2 separate regions of the Homo sapiens genome follow, and region 1 is linked to region 2. A link is an interaction called in ENCODE POLR2A ChIA-PET data of the cell type or tissue named here. Cell type or tissue: GM12878. All regions are shown on one strand. Each heading gives the region's core, and the rest is flanking DNA. Links, peaks and the distances in the headings are about the cores only.

The links. ChIA-PET counts read pairs that join two places held together with the same protein. Peaks named below come from ENCODE experiments on the same cell type or tissue, not always from the same donor. Only the 100,000 strongest peaks of a DNase experiment are listed, where the experiment ranks them.
Region 1: POLR2A ChIA-PET joins it to region 2 with 11 read pairs; 4 of 35 experiments call an interaction of 5 or more read pairs at or near these places.

The regions. Positions count from the first base shown.
Region 1 is chr7:150,397,273-150,404,700 of GRCh38, reverse strand. ZNF775 (zinc finger protein 775) reads right to left here. Exons shown (of 3, transcript NM_173680.4): 3 at 6,071-7,428. The coding sequence ends at 6,606. It also overlaps a transcript of LOC728743 not described here. Among named protein-coding and RNA genes, the nearest start is that of ZNF775-AS1, 17 kb to the right of the region's middle. RefSeq lists enhancers at 922-1,596, 2,272-2,947, 2,954-3,477, 3,478-4,002, 4,333-4,920 and 2 more. In GM12878, for the core only: no CTCF peak of the experiment used is centred there; no DNase peak of the experiment used is centred there; H3K27ac peaks cover 593 bases.
Region 2 is chr7:150,780,273-150,787,700 of GRCh38, reverse strand. It overlaps LOC105375566 (a long non-coding RNA gene), which reads left to right and starts at 6,572. Exons shown (of 4, transcript XR_928163.2): 1 at 6,572-7,018. In GM12878, for the core only: no CTCF peak of the experiment used is centred there; a DNase peak (open chromatin) is centred at 3,242.

The DNA.
Region 1 (7,428 bases), core at 2,292-4,791, 380 kb after region 2:
AGAGATATCCCATAAAAGAGCAACTTACGACGTCTGGAGTAGCAGCGGGCGTGAGAGGGCAGAACCAAATTACAGCTTCCAGCTGCCATTTAATGATAATGTCCCTTACTCGGACATAACTTTGCCTTTTACAAAGCCCTTTTCCATGTTATGATCTCGTGGGAACCTTCCAATAACCATGTGCACCCTACCTTGTGTGGGTTTTATCCCATTTTATAGACGGGAAAATAAAATTGAAACACAGAGTGGCTTCCTCCAACACTCACAGCTCTAAGTAGCAGAGCACAGACGGGAACACGGCACCGTGACCCAGCACCGTGGCCCAGCTTGTGTTCCACTGCACCGCCCTGGGACTGAGACCCTCAGACATAAATAGTGTGTGACGACAGGGAAGTAAAAACCTGGGCCCCAGTGAGAACGTGCCTGAGGGTGTACATTTGACAGACAAAAAAACAGAGGCCTGAGAGGAAAAGTTATTTTAAAAGTCACAAGTAGTAGAAGAACATTAAATAGGCTTTTTTCTCTGTGGCCTCTCTGTAGCTGCCAGGTGGAGAAACGCGACTCTCTCTCCAAGGCCCAGGCAGGGATCCTTGCAGCAGACAATGGATGTGGTGGTTGGGGTGGCGCTGTGCCTGATGGAGGGCATTGAGAGATGCGGGCCTCCCGATACCATGAGGGTCCTCTCTGCAGCTCTGCAGGTGCCCACTGTGCCTTCTGGAGCCTGGGAACTGAAGAATTCCAGGTGGGAGACCCCAGGCTGTAAAATCAGCCCCTTCCTCCCAACACCAGGCCTGGAGGTCAGGCCTGCCTGCTTTCACAGCTCGCTTGGAGGACCAGTCTGCCCCACCAGGCCCCACCCGTCTGGCTTGTGGCCTCTGGAGAATCCACTCCTACCCCAACCCCCACCCCATCCCTTCACTGCTCCTGGAGACACCTCACTGCTGGATGTGGGACTTTAGGAGTTCCACGTCCCACGGAAATTGGCATTTTAAACAGAGACAACGGGAAGGGAATACTAGGAAGACAAAGAAACTAGTCCATAGGACAGATGTTGAGTTCTCATGCAGTGACACCAGCACCCCAGGTGCTGATGACCAACCCCACCCGTGCCTCCACTCGGAGCACATCAACACTGCCCAGCTTTCCAGCCCCTGCTGTCACCTGCCAGAGCCCCCAGTGTTCATCTCCTCTGCAGACCATAAGAGAAATGGGGACACTCGGTGAACACCATGTTTTTCAAAAGCAAAATCAATAATATGCCTGAGGATGTCTCCCATATTTTTAGCAGCATTTCTAGGTAAGCTGAACCAAAATAGAAAGGAAAAGAACACGGCTAGGGGATGGGGGTGGACACAGACACGGGCAGTACCACCTCAAACCTGCCCTGTCTCAGCGGGGAAGCCAAGGCCCAAGGGCTCCCAGAGGCCTCCATTCTCTGCTCTGCCACGGTGGTTTGAGCTCAGGCACTTCACTTCTCTAGTTTCGTGCACATACACCCACCTCCCCTGTCTCCCCCAAGGTTCCCCCTCATCCCATTCTTAGGTGCTGCGGCAAGCACGATAGAGTGCCAATATGGAAACACCCTGCAAACACAGCCCTGCTTCATGCTTCCTCATACAGGCAGCGCAGTGGCTGGCACAGGGATCACCACTATTCTGACAGATCCATATGGCAGCTGGACTCTGGACCCTAACAAAGGCCTGGACTGCCCACAACCAAGGCGTCCTGGAGAACAGCAGACCATGGCTCCCGTGTGGGTAGATGTGTTGCTCGTGGCTCCTGTAGACCATGGGTAAACGTGTAGCTCAGGTGAACCCTGTCCCAGACTCTGCACTGTAGTCACCCTGGGGCACAACAGGTGGACAAACAGATCACCCCATGGGCCTCCTCGGGGCAGCTCCAGACCCTGCTCCCCGCATCCTCCAGCTCCTCCTGTAGGGCTGCGTCCCTAGGGCTTCCTCACTCAGCAGGGCAACCACCTCCCCCTTGACAAGCCTCTCCCATCTCCCATCTCCCAGGACTGGACAGCAGTCTGATCCCTCTCTCCAAAGCACCTTATGCTGATCCCAGATTTGGAATTTAGCACACTTTTGTTTTCCCCACCAGGTTATGAACTTCAAAGGGCAGGGACTATTTTAGCGTCTCTTTGTCCCACGTGTCCAGCATACAATAGGTCCTCAGTCGATGTCTGTTGAATGAAGGTATGCTCCTCTGCAAGCTACATCTAATAGCTCAGGCGGCGCAGAGAGAAAAGATGGCCCCCAAGGGTTTGGAGGAGGAGGAGAGCTGATGCAATGCAAGGAATGAGGAGGTGCAGGCAAAGCTGCTGCCCTGTGAGGGCTGAGTTGCTCTGCAGAGGCCTGGATGGAGATGTGAGGCTCAGCGTGAGGCCTCATCTGCTCCAAAGTTCTCTTTCCTTGGAATTAAAACCCAGGATGTGACCTATGACATCAATTCAAACCCTTAAACTTGCAGCAGGCCTGCTTCACACTGGAGATGGTTAATTCTTTATGTGGGTTAAGCTAAGCAAGGGAAAAACCCTTTTTTCCCTTTCCATGGGCACAATTGCTCTGCAAGTAACCATTCAAGTTTATTAAAACAACAATAGCTACCATTTATTGAGTGCTTGCTGTGTGCCAGGCACTATACTGCATGCTTTACATAAGTTACTTGCCCAAGGACCTATGGTTTAAATGACAAAGCCAGAATTGAACCCCAGAACTATCTGGCTCTCCCGGAGGTGGTGAGCAGAGGGGAGAAGGTGAAGGGAAAAGAAACAATGTTTCTAGCTTCTTATCAATAGGAGTGTCATCCTATCATCCCTGGGGCTGTTATGCCCAGTAGCTACGTGGGGCTATTTAAATGAATTAAAATTGAATAAAGTTCAGTTCCTCAGCCGTACAAGCCACATTTAAATACTCAATAGCCATATGTGGCTAGTGGCTATAGTCTGGACAGCACAGAAATAGAGCGCTGTCATCATCACAAAAAGTCCCCTGTTGAACAGCCTGTTTAGGACACCTCCTCCAAATCCAGTCAACCCAAAAGAGGCTGTTCTCTTTTTAGCCTAAGGGATAACTTAAGGGAGTCCATTCATTTCCCTCTCTCACTGCCCCTGCCACAATGCAGGAAGAACAGTGATATGTGAGAACACACTGTTTTTGGCCCCAATACTCCTCCTGCTGCCTAAAGGTCAAAGATATTTCTTTACTAAATTCAAACCACTAAAAAGTAACAAAAGGTTTCACATCCCCCACTCCCACCCATTTCTCTCTGCCAAGTCCACGAGGGGCCTGCCCTCTCCCTCGGCCTGTGCTATTGCATGGCTGAGCGGCTGCCTCTGGTCACTGCAGTCTACCCTCCGTCAGGCAGCTCCCCGGGACTGGGCAGTGGGACACCAAACCCTCTCAATGAGGCCGACTGCCTTACCGGACGACTTGAAGCTCGTGTCCCTTGCCAAAAAACAACCATTTTCCGAGAACCTACACCATCTTTCTTAGGTCCAGACTTGCTCCTAACAAAGAAATACAAGGATGATGCAGGCAGTTCCAGAAGCCCCAACATCACCAAGCTCACCTGGCTCCCCATGCCAGCCACTGCACCGCCTGTACGAAGCAGCGTGGCTGCATTTGCAGGATGTTTCCACATCTGTGACCACGTGGCCACAGATCCCCACTGCAGACCTGCACTTACCTGGCCTTGGAAAGAATACAAAGGTCTGCACTTACCTGGCCATAGACCCGATCTAAATCCTTTAAAGTCTTGATTTATTTACTCATGGCTGTTTTCTGTTCCCTTGGCAACCACCTTAATCTCAGCATGCTCCAGAGTATTTTGGATTGTAACCCACTAGGATAACAAATCTGACCATCTTGTCTTGGACTTAATGACAATGCCTCTTCCTAAATATCCTCTGACCCAGGTTTATCATTTTAAAATGGAAGAGAATGAGAAGTGAGAAGGACAGTACCACCCCATCCTTGCAGAAGGCTGCAATGTGACAGTAGAAGCAGCTTGGGCTAACACGAGGCCTGGGATCTGCTGTCAATTTGTAGCAGGACCTGGTGGACAGGTCACACTATCCCCACCCCCACCCTCCTTTCCCATGTGTTACTGCCCTGCCTGACTCATGGCGAGATTAAATGAGATAATGAATTAGAAAGCCTTGCTAAGAGAACTGGGGCTGGGAACCATTTTTTAAAGAGTTGAACACATAGATGGTCCCAAGCCCTGTGTGTATCAAAATGATTTTCCATAAAGGTCCTTGAGCTCTTCGGGTAGGGGCTGTGTCTCGGGCAGCATCTGAGCATGATGCCTGGCACACAGCAGGCTTCTTTAGTGAACGAATGCCGTGCAGTCCCGGCCTGGTCAGTGAGTCATACACCTCAGTCACTCTTTGCCTGAGGGATTTGACCCTGCCCCCTTTGTGACCCAAAACACCCATTTGTGGGAGGCCCAGTCACCTGGGGTCAGCGAGCAGGCATTCTCATGAATTGGTGCTGGAGAAAAAAGCTGCAATTAGGCCTCATTTTTAACCCCAAGTCCTACCAGCACAGCTATTTGACTGATTTGATCATTAAACAGGCCACTTATGGAAAATAACATGTTCTGTCGTAAAGATGCTCCTGCAGGACTGATCTCGTCAGCATCTGCTGACACTGCATCCTCCGGCACCTGAGTCACAGGGACCTAGTGTTTCCACAGATCTGTCCTTGCGGGCAGTGTTTCTCTAACCCAGGAATGAAAGACGGGACTCAGTGAGGCCTGAAGTGGGTGGGCTTGCTCAACTTGATTTCAGAATTTGGCAAGTGGCAAAGAGAAAAAAGCAAAGGACTCCTGAGCCCCCCTCCCCCACCCTGTTAAAGCAGGGTTTGATGAGCTGCAAGGCAGTCAAGCACTCCCTGGGGCGGTGCAGGATGGAAGGGGAGTTCCAGGAGAGGGGCAGGTCATTAGAGTCAGGGCAGCCCCTAGGGCTGGTGTCGGGTGGAGGGTGCCCAGGAAAACCCTCCTGGTTTGGTTTCCCGTGGTCCTAAGCGCTGAATGCTCAAGTAGGTGGTAGCAACCCCGGCGTACAACACCCCGTGTGATTTCACACTGCATGTTTTGTGATCAAAGAACGGGACGGAGATGCAGCAGCCCTGGCTGAGTGCTAACCATCATCGGCACTGTTACCCTAGTAAGCCATAACAGTCAGGGCGGCCCTCCGGGTCCACCCATCACCTTCGTATGTCCTTCCATAGATCTACAACTGGAGTATTTTCCAGATACAGAGGATTAAAGAACAGTGACCAGAAGCTAGGCTGAACCGTGGCAGCTCCCAGAAGGTAACACTTCTCTGCATACAGAGAAGGATCTGGGCTGTGAGATGGGGGCAAGTGCACTTCTTCCTTCTCTAGAGCCATGTTGGGGTCCTTTCTTCCTACCTCCCAGCTACCCAACCCTGGCACCCCAAACCCATCACCACCATCTCCAGTTCCCTCCTCTCCTCTGGGAAGACACCATCTGAGGTCACAGCCTGGGCTGGAGTCCTGGGCTCTTCTGTCAGCACCAGGGACTCAGCCAACCCTGCTTTGGAAGGGCGTGAGGGGTGACCTCTTGGGGGCAGGAGGCCGAGGAGGGTATGTGGGAAGACACTAAACTGACTTGGAGAAGGGAAGAGAGAAAACACCCCTGGCAAGAACTGGGTGTGGGGAGTGCTGTGCTCCTAGCCTGGGGCAAATGGATCTCTGAGCACACACAGACCCGGGCTTCAGCAAGGGTGGTTCAGAAAGGAAAGTGAGACCACGTGGAATATTCCATCCATTCTCTCTTCTGCAACACCAGACTGATAAGGATCCAAGCCAGTCAAGACAGCCAGCCCACTTCAGACATGCCCCAGACAGGAATAGAAGCAGCGTGTTTGGCTCTCTCCTGCACAGCTACCTCCTCAGGCAGCCAAGCCTCAGCAGAGCCCACCCCGCTCATGCCTGCCTGACCATCACACACATACCAGTTCTAGAGTCGGGCCCAACCACACACACACCTTGGGCAGGGGGCTGGCAGGGATGGAGAGGGACATCAAACCATTCACTCCTTCCAAAAATATTTATTGGATGTCTACGACGTGCCAGCAGTGGCCCTGGTGCTGGGAATATGCTTGGCTCTCCCTCGCCACAGCCTCTGGCTTCCATCCTTGGTATCGCCGAGTCTTGGCAACTCTCCCACAGGGGCAGCCCCCGGCCATCCTGAAGCGTGGGCAGGACCGGCTGGTGCCACAGCTGACCAGTCCAGACCTAAGCCACTTCACACCAGAGACTCTCCCAGCGTCCCCAACAGACCCCTCACTCGGTGCTTGAAGCCTGGGGTCCAACCTCTGAAGAGGGTGGTCACATCCCGGCCCGCGGTGAGGAACTCGGATCTTCCCTCCTCCCTCAACCCACGCTGGGACCTTTCCCAGCACCCTTTGGGACGCTTCTAGAACTGTTCTCAGCCCTTCAGAGCCTTAAGGAATCCACCGGTCCCGCTCTAAGGGGTTCTAAGAGCCAGCAATCCTGGCCACCCCCACTCCCCACACACACCCCGCAAACATCCCCCGCACCACCACGGGTCCGCTGAGGTCCAGTCCACTAGCGCGCCTCCTCCTTGGGGCTGCACGCAGGGGCCGCGCGGTGCACGCGCTGGTGCTTGAGCAGGTGCTGCTTCTGGCTGAAGCCGCGGCCGCAGGCGGGACACAGGTAGGGCCGCTCGCCTGTGTGGTTGCGCCGGTGCCGCGTCAGGTTGGGCTTCTGGCTGAAGCGGCGGCCGCACTCGGGGCACGGGTAGGGCCGCTCACCCGTGTGGATGCGCTGGTGGATGGTGAGCGCCGACCACCACGAGAAGCTCTTGCCGCACTCGTTGCAGATGAACTGGCGCGGCTCGCCAGGCCCAGCGAGGCCCGCTTGTCCCCGGCCCCACAGCGTGTCCCGGGCCCCCGGGGACCGTTGGGAGCTCCGCGGCCTCGCGGCCAAGCCCGGGATGGCCTCGGCCTGCGGCTGGTCGCCCGGTTCCCCGGCCGGAACGGCGGGCTCAGCGACAGCGTGGGCGCGCTGGTGGGCGCGCAGCGCGGCGCGGCTGCGGCAGCTCTTACCGCAGCTGGGGCAGGGCGCAGCCTGGGCGCCGGGCAGGTGCGTGCGCAGGTGCTTGAGCAGGTGCTGCTTCTGGCGGAAGCCGCGGCCACAGTGCGGGCAGGGGTGCGGGCGCTCGCCTGTGTGGTTGCGCAGGTGCCGCGTCAAGTTGGGCTTCTGGCTGAAGCGGCGGCCGCACTCGGGGCACGCATAGGGGCGCTCGCCAGTGTGGATGCGCTGGTGGATGTTCAGCGACGACCACCAGGTGAAGCTCTTGCCACACTCGTTGCAGATGAACTGGCGCGGCTCGCCCGGCCCCTCGGGGCCGGAGACCGCGGCCCGGGCC
Region 2 (7,428 bases), core at 1,925-4,424:
CTGCTGAATGTCCTCTCTGCCCTAAAGCAAGGCCCTGCCACTCTGTTCTGGGACCTTTTCTTTCTGTTTCCACGTAAGGCAGATGACTCTGCTACCCCAGAGTGGGGCTTTGCAGGAGCTGCCCTGTTTCAAACTGGGCATGTCTGTTCCTTGGGATGTGTCACTGGAGCAGAATGAGGTGAAGGAGGGAGAGCCTGGCCAGGGATAATGAAGGAGCAGTAGAAACTCTACTCTGTTCTCTATAATCATGAGGGCTTTGGGGGCAGAGCACGGGATTCTCTGTGCAGGTCACACTCCCCATGGGATGGCACAGTGCTGACCTGTTGGCACTAGCAGAGCAGGTGGCATGCGGACACACCTGGTCCAGACTGGAGGCGAGGGAAGATGTCACAGTTTCTCGGCTCATAATCCTGAGCTTCTCCATGGGCTGGAGGAAGGTGGGAGCTATGTTTTTCTTGTATTCAGCCTTCTACGGGTTATTAATAAATATTCAGTCAATAAGCAACAAAAAAATTTTTTTTTTTAGAGACTAGGGGGTAAAGGTTGATTTTTTTTTTCACTTCTATATTCTGTAAAAGAAAAATTTTGGCAGCCAGTGGGTGGTCTCAATTCTTGCTGCTCAAGGTGTGATCCACTGGCCTGCATGGGCAACCCTGGGAACTGGCTAGAGATGCAAAATCTCCTCCACGCCAGACCAGCCAAGTCAGAACCTGCATTTTCACAAGGTCCCAGGCACTATATGTGCTTCGTACATTTCGAGGGGCATGGGTATGAATATTACAGTTAGGTGGTTTGCAGGAAAGAATTCAGATACAGAACAGGGCTCTGAATTTAATCTCTTTGTTTTCATTCTTTTCATGAACTTGTTAACCTTGGAGTTTTACAAAATAATTCTAGTGGTGGCTGGACGCGGTAGCTCACACCTGTAATCCTAGCACTTTGGGAGGCCAAGGCGAGCGGATCATGAGGTCAAGATATAGAGACCATCCTGGCTAACATGGTGAAACCCCGTCTGTAGTAAAAATACAAAAATTAGCTGGGCATGGTGGTGCTCACCTGTAGTCCCAGCTACTCGGGAGGCTGAGACAGGAGAATCGCTTGAACCTGGGAGGCAGAGTTTGCAGTGAGCTGAGATCATGCCATTGCACTCCAGCCTGGGCGACAGAGTGAGACTCCATCCCCTACACCCCCTGCCAAAAAAAAAAAAAAAACTCTAGTGGTTTTGAAATACTGAAATTAAAAGTAAAAAGTGGTCTCTTTCCTTAGCTGAAGATAGTATTAATTCCTGTACTTCAGTGTCTCTAAGTTAGTCCTTTTATGGCTAGATCCAGTAGCAATTCTTTTCCTTTTTTTACTCTGGTAGACAAATGTCAACTTGGTGGTTTTCTTTTTTCTTTTTCTTTGTTCCCCCTGGGTTGTTGTTGCACAAAATGGCCCCTTTCTGCCGGGCAACTTCTGTATTTTTCCCCTGGAGTTTCCAAGCCTCTGAGTGAAGATGGTCTCCCCTCTATCTGATCCCTCTCCCGGCCCCACTTCCTCTATTCCTGTCTCTCCTTCCCATCCTTTCCCCTCTCCCCTCCTGTGAATAGCCTTAGAAGTCTGAATCTTTGTGCTCTGTAGAAAGTCAGATGTGACACTCCTTCTTTCTGCTTCTGTTTACTTGGAAAAGCTGACAGCTATTTGTCTCTTTGCACAGCTCAGTCTTGGTGGTAAAACTGCACAGACACAGATGGGCATGACTTCACGGCCCTGGCACGAGGGCATGCAGATAATCTCAAGCCTATTTGTGTGCAACATATTTATTGAAGGATTTAAAACCATTCAGAGTATAAACAGGAAATGATTCTTCTTCTTTTTTTGTTTTCTAGTCACTTCTTTTAACTGTATTTTGTCAACTCACTCATTCCCCATTGGATCTTGGGTTCTTTAACATCAGGACCAGATTCTAGATTTCACAACTCTGTCATTGCCCAATCCTTTTCGTGTTAAAAACTGCAGCTATCGGCTGGGTGCAGTGGCTCAAGCCTGTAATCCCAGCACTTTGGGAGGCCGAGGCGGACGGATCACAAGGTCAGGAGATCGAGACCATCCTGGCTAACACGGTGAAACCCCATCTCTACTAAAAATACAAAAAAATTCGCCAGGCCTGGCGGCATATGCCTGTAGTCCCAGATCCTTGGGAGGCTAAGGCAGGAGAATGGTTTGAACCTGGGAGGTGGAGGTTGCAGTGAGCTGAGATCGCGCCACTGCACTCCAGCCTGGGCGACAGAGCGAGACTCCATCTCAAAAACAAAACAAAATAAAACAAAACAAAACAAAACAAAACAAAACAACACAACACAACTGCAGTTATCGGATCATGGTTTGCCTGTCTCCCAGAGGAGACTCAGATTGCTGGACGGGGAGGAGCTGGGGAGGGAAGTGTGGTCAGGGCTGACTCCTCTTCCCTGCTGCTTTCCCACTGCTCTTCTCACCCCACTCCAGCTGAGACAAGGAAGAGGGATGCAGGGCAAGGTTTCCAGAAGTGACTGGCCGCAGGAAAGTTGCAGAGGGAGTAGTGTCTGGGCTTCGCATTCACAGCCTTTGCTCATGTGATGTGGGTGATGGGTGGTGTCTAATTCTGTTGCTCAGTGTGGGAGGCACTTGGGAATTACCCTGCCCTCTGCTACCTTAGCTGCCTGGGTCAACCAGGAAAACCTCCTGGAAAAGTATTTCTAGAGGAGGAGGATATGAAATGGCAGAAAGGAGAGGATTTTCTTGTACTGGGAAAATTCTTTTGACCACCTCTTGCCTCTGCAAAAACCCAGAGTCTGCTTTTACAGATATTTCTAACTCTAAAGAAATCTTTAGGGTTCTCTAGCGGATGGCATGAGGCCCTGTGGTGTCAAACTTCACAGAGAAAGCCTGGAGCCTCAGATCCAAAGAAGCACTCACACAAAAAGTTGCAACAAAATATTAGGAAAACTGCCAAATGTACAAAAAAATCCCCTCCTGAAGTAGGAATTCACTTTCACTAGGTGCTGCTGTGAACTTCAGGATTTATCTCATTTACCTCCCTCCCCTGACTCCTCACTTTCTTACTGGTTTAATCTATTCCTCCTGTTTCACCCCTAAAAACGAGGTTTGTTCACTTGCCAAGTAACAAACAACTTTTAGCGGGAACTCAGGTTTTCATTAATGGGAGGCCTTGTACTTCGTACAAGTGAGGAGAGCACTGAGGGTATTCTCCAAAGCCATGCCTCCCCGACAGAAAGTGACAGGAGGGCTTATGGGGCCGTGGAGAGGGTGCGTCATCGTCATCACATGCAGAGGATTCTCAGCTGCACTCAGCGAGTCCTCATGCCAGCATATAGGTGGTGTACAATGAACAGGAAACTGTAACTTCCCCGGGTGGAGGTTTTAGTGTGGGCATGAGCAAAGTCCACTCAGGTTCATCTCCTTTTTTTTTTTTTTTTTTAAAGAGACAGAGTCTCACTCTATTGCCCAGGCTGGAGTGCAGTGGTGTAATCATAGCTCACCACAGCCTTGAATTCCTGGACTGAAGTGGTCCTTTCACCTTAACTTCCCAAAGTCCTGGGATTATAGGCATAAGCCATCATACCTGGCCCCGCAACTGATTTTTGAATGTTGATTCTGTATCCTGCAACTTTGCTGAATTTACTTATTAGTTCAAACAGATTATTAGTTCAAACAGATTTTTTGTGTGTGTGTGTCTGAGTTTGAAATCTTTAGGGTTTTCTACCTATAAAATCATGTTGTCTGAGAACAGAGATACTTCTGCTTCTTCCTTTCTAGCTTGGATGCCTTTTATTTATGTTTCTTGCCTACTTGCTCCGGCTAGAACTTCCAGTACTACATGGAATAGAAATGGCAAGAATAAGCCTCCTCATCTCATTTCAGATATGAGCAAAAAGGCTTTCAGTCTTTCACCGTTGGTGTTAGCTGTGGGATTTTTATATAAAAATATTTTATTTAATTATATGTTTTGTGATTTAAAAAAAAATTTTGACCTCATGTTTGTTGGAACTTTATCTGTGGGATATATTTGAAACCTAGGTTGATGAATGTACTTTTTTCAGAGAAGATTTTAGTTTGTTTCTGCCAGAAACCTGGGATCACTATAAGTTTGGGATTTAAAAAATTCCCAGATTGAGATTTTTTGGTATCATAAGTTGAGGCTATAAATTCTACATATTTTTCAAAAGATTTCTAGTGGATTAAGCCCATAGTGCACATGCTCTTTTTTTCTCCTTTTCTTTCTCACTCTCCTAACTCTCTCACTTGTGATCTCCAGGATCCAAAATAAATTATGTGTATCCACATCCTTGCCATAGTCTGCTTTGGGGAAATCTAAACTAAGGCAGGCCTCAAATCTACATGTGAGCTATAATGCCGACAGTTTCTCAGGAGAGTCTTTCCTTTCTATCCAGAACCAAGGTAGTGCCCTTGCCGCAGTTTGTTATGGGCAAAATTCTTTTGGGTTTATTTTTCTCTTGAAAATATAATTTTTTTTTTTTTGAGACAGAGTCTCACTCTGTCACCCAGGCTGGAGTATGGCCCACTGCAATCGCACCTCCCAGGTTCAAGTGATTCTCCTGCCTCAGCCTCCCGAGTAGCTGGGATTACAGGTGCCCACTACCACACCCGGCTAATTTTTGTATTTTTAGTAGAGACGGGATTTCACCATGTTGGCCAGGCTGATCTCAAACTCCTGACCTCAAGTGATCCGCCCGCCTCAGCCTCCCAAAGTGCTGGGATTACAGGCGTGAGCCACCGTGCCCAGCCAGAAAATAGAATAATTTGAACATCCTGGTTTCATATAAGCACCTAAATCTGTTTTCCACCTGTGTTGGCACTCAGTTTTTCTTCTGTCCTCTATGTAGCCATGAAAACTCAAGTTTTTAACAAGTTAACAGAAATTGACAGTTGCTCTGAATGAATTTACAAAAATTTAAAATAACTATTTGTGTCCAGAATTTTCTGCTTTTTTGTAGTGAGTATTTTTTAAGGCTTTTGGGCTACTGCATTGCTAAAAAATGAATACTTGAGTTACATTAGATCTTATTGATTTCTAATTTAATGACATTATTATGTTTTAGATGATTTAGGCCTCCAGACTTCCATATTTTTAGATATGGAAGCCCAAGTCTGTCTTGAAAGTAACAGCTCTGGTGGCTGGCTGTTTTCTTCTTCACCAAACATGTTCTCAGTCAGGACAGAAAACTGCCAAGCCTGGCGCTTCTGGAACTTCATCCTACTGTCTAGTCTTTTGTGCCCTCATCACATGCCTGTTCCTGAAGCCCAGGAACAGAGAGAAGCTCCTCTGGATCAGGTTCGTGAGCCTGGGGAGCAGCATCTTATGATTTTGTTTCACTCATTTGCTGATCTCTTCCGCAGCCCAGAAAATTTCCTTGTGAAGTTAACAAAATCTGGGAGGCTGCATTCAGAAAAGATGACATGCACACTGGCTGGTGGTTGTGGAGATGAGGATGGGAGGGTGCATGAGTGGCTTCAATGGGTTAGTGAGTCAGAGAAGGGTCTGTATGGTCACTGACGTGGGGCTACTTGAGATGTCCAGGGGGCCTCCCACATCCTAACCCTGAACCAGTTGTATGTCAGTGTTTGTGGTCCTAGGAGTCAGATGCAGGGACATGTGGCCATGCTGAGGCTGCAGGAGCCAGGAACCCCAGGAGATGGGCCTTGCCCTTCTTCAGCAAAGGTAGGGCTAGATGCCTCTTGTTACAGTTCCTTCTAGAGCATTTTGTAACTGGGAATGTGTGGAATTGGGGGTGGGTGGGTGAGAAGGATGAATCCTGACTACTGAGCTAGGGATAAAGGGCAAAGGACACTGAGCAGGCTCTTGTAATAATCCAGGCAAGCACTGATGTGCTTTGGACCATGATGGTGGCAGTGGAAGTAGCAAGAAGTGATTGGATTCTCAATATATTTGGGCAGCAGAACTTACAGGGTTCCCAAACAGGATGAATGTGGGTTGTAAGAAAAGAAGGGGAGCAAAGGACAGCTTCCAAGTTTTTGTTTCAAAGTATTGTTAATTACCAAGACATGGAAGACTATGGAGGGAACATTTTTAAATGACAGAAAACAGGAGTTCAATTTGGGGCATGTTAAATATGAGAGGATTTTTAGAGATCAGGTTGAGATGTTGAGAAGGCATTTGGACATGTTAGCCTGGAGTTTAGGAGCATTTGGTATATATAAACTTGGAAGTCAGCAATAAATTGTAATGGCAAACAAATCCTCCTGCCTTGTATACACAAGAGAGATATTAGGGGGAGTTGGGAGGACAGCTTCTAAATATTTGTTGGATGAATCAATAAATGGAATGAATTATTTTTTCCAGCTGTACATGGAGTTTGTTTAAGCCGTTTGTATTGAACAGTTTGCAATGTGATCAACAGGACATATTTGGGGAATAATCGAGTAGGCCAGTGGTTCTTGGTGTGAGCTGGGAGAACTTTTGCAATTGGAGATGTTGTGAAATCCTCTAGGGACTTTCTCAAGTTACACCACCATTCTTGGTTGAAATTGTTGTGGTGGGGAAATTTTTTTTGAGAACCATCGAGTTAGTGCTAGCATAGAATCTAACAAGAAATGGCCCTGCATCCATTCTCTTTTCTTCTAATAACAGCCCCAGATTTCCATTTTTGGACCTACCTTTTCCTTTTTATCAGGCTAAGTGTTCATGGTGGGGCTCTGTCCTTAGTTCCAGGGATAAAGCCTGTGACCCAAACTTAAACCGCAGATCATTTTCCCCAGGCCATGGAGATTGTTTCAAATGTGGGCACATGGCCTGAATGGGTCATATCAGAGTAAATCTTAGGGCTTCTGGGTTATGCCACCATCACAGGCTCTTGCTTTCCTCACTGAACTTGAACCTAGACGGATGTAAGCTGGAGCTGTGGCAGCCATCATTGCCCTGTGAAAAGTCCACTTGGAGCTGCCAAAGACCACCCCAGGAGCTTCAGAATGAAGACAACCTGGAAGTCAGAGCTGACAGGTGAGAAACAACAAACAACTCACACCTGATTGTATTGCTTGAATTCTGAATTCAGCAGTGCTTGAAGCCAGATTGAGTCCTGACCATTTTAGTATACGATCATTAAGCAATCTTTTGCTTACGACATGTGCGGTTGAAAGAGTCCCAATTATAATAGGCTGAGAGACTAGGTATAGTAACTAGCACTTAAGTGGGTTGTCTAGGCTGTAGGCCCCAGATATTTAGGAGCTGCACTCAGAGGCTCCTGAGCAAGGTATGTGTCTGGGGTGACCCCAAGTGCACTTGCCAATCTGAACTGTGAGGAAATACCATGTAATGGGGGAGAGGAGAGTGTGGCAGGCATTCAGATACTTTGGGGAAACTCACTTCAAGCAAGTGTTCTGTTCCTTAAAAAGCTGCATATAAACTCA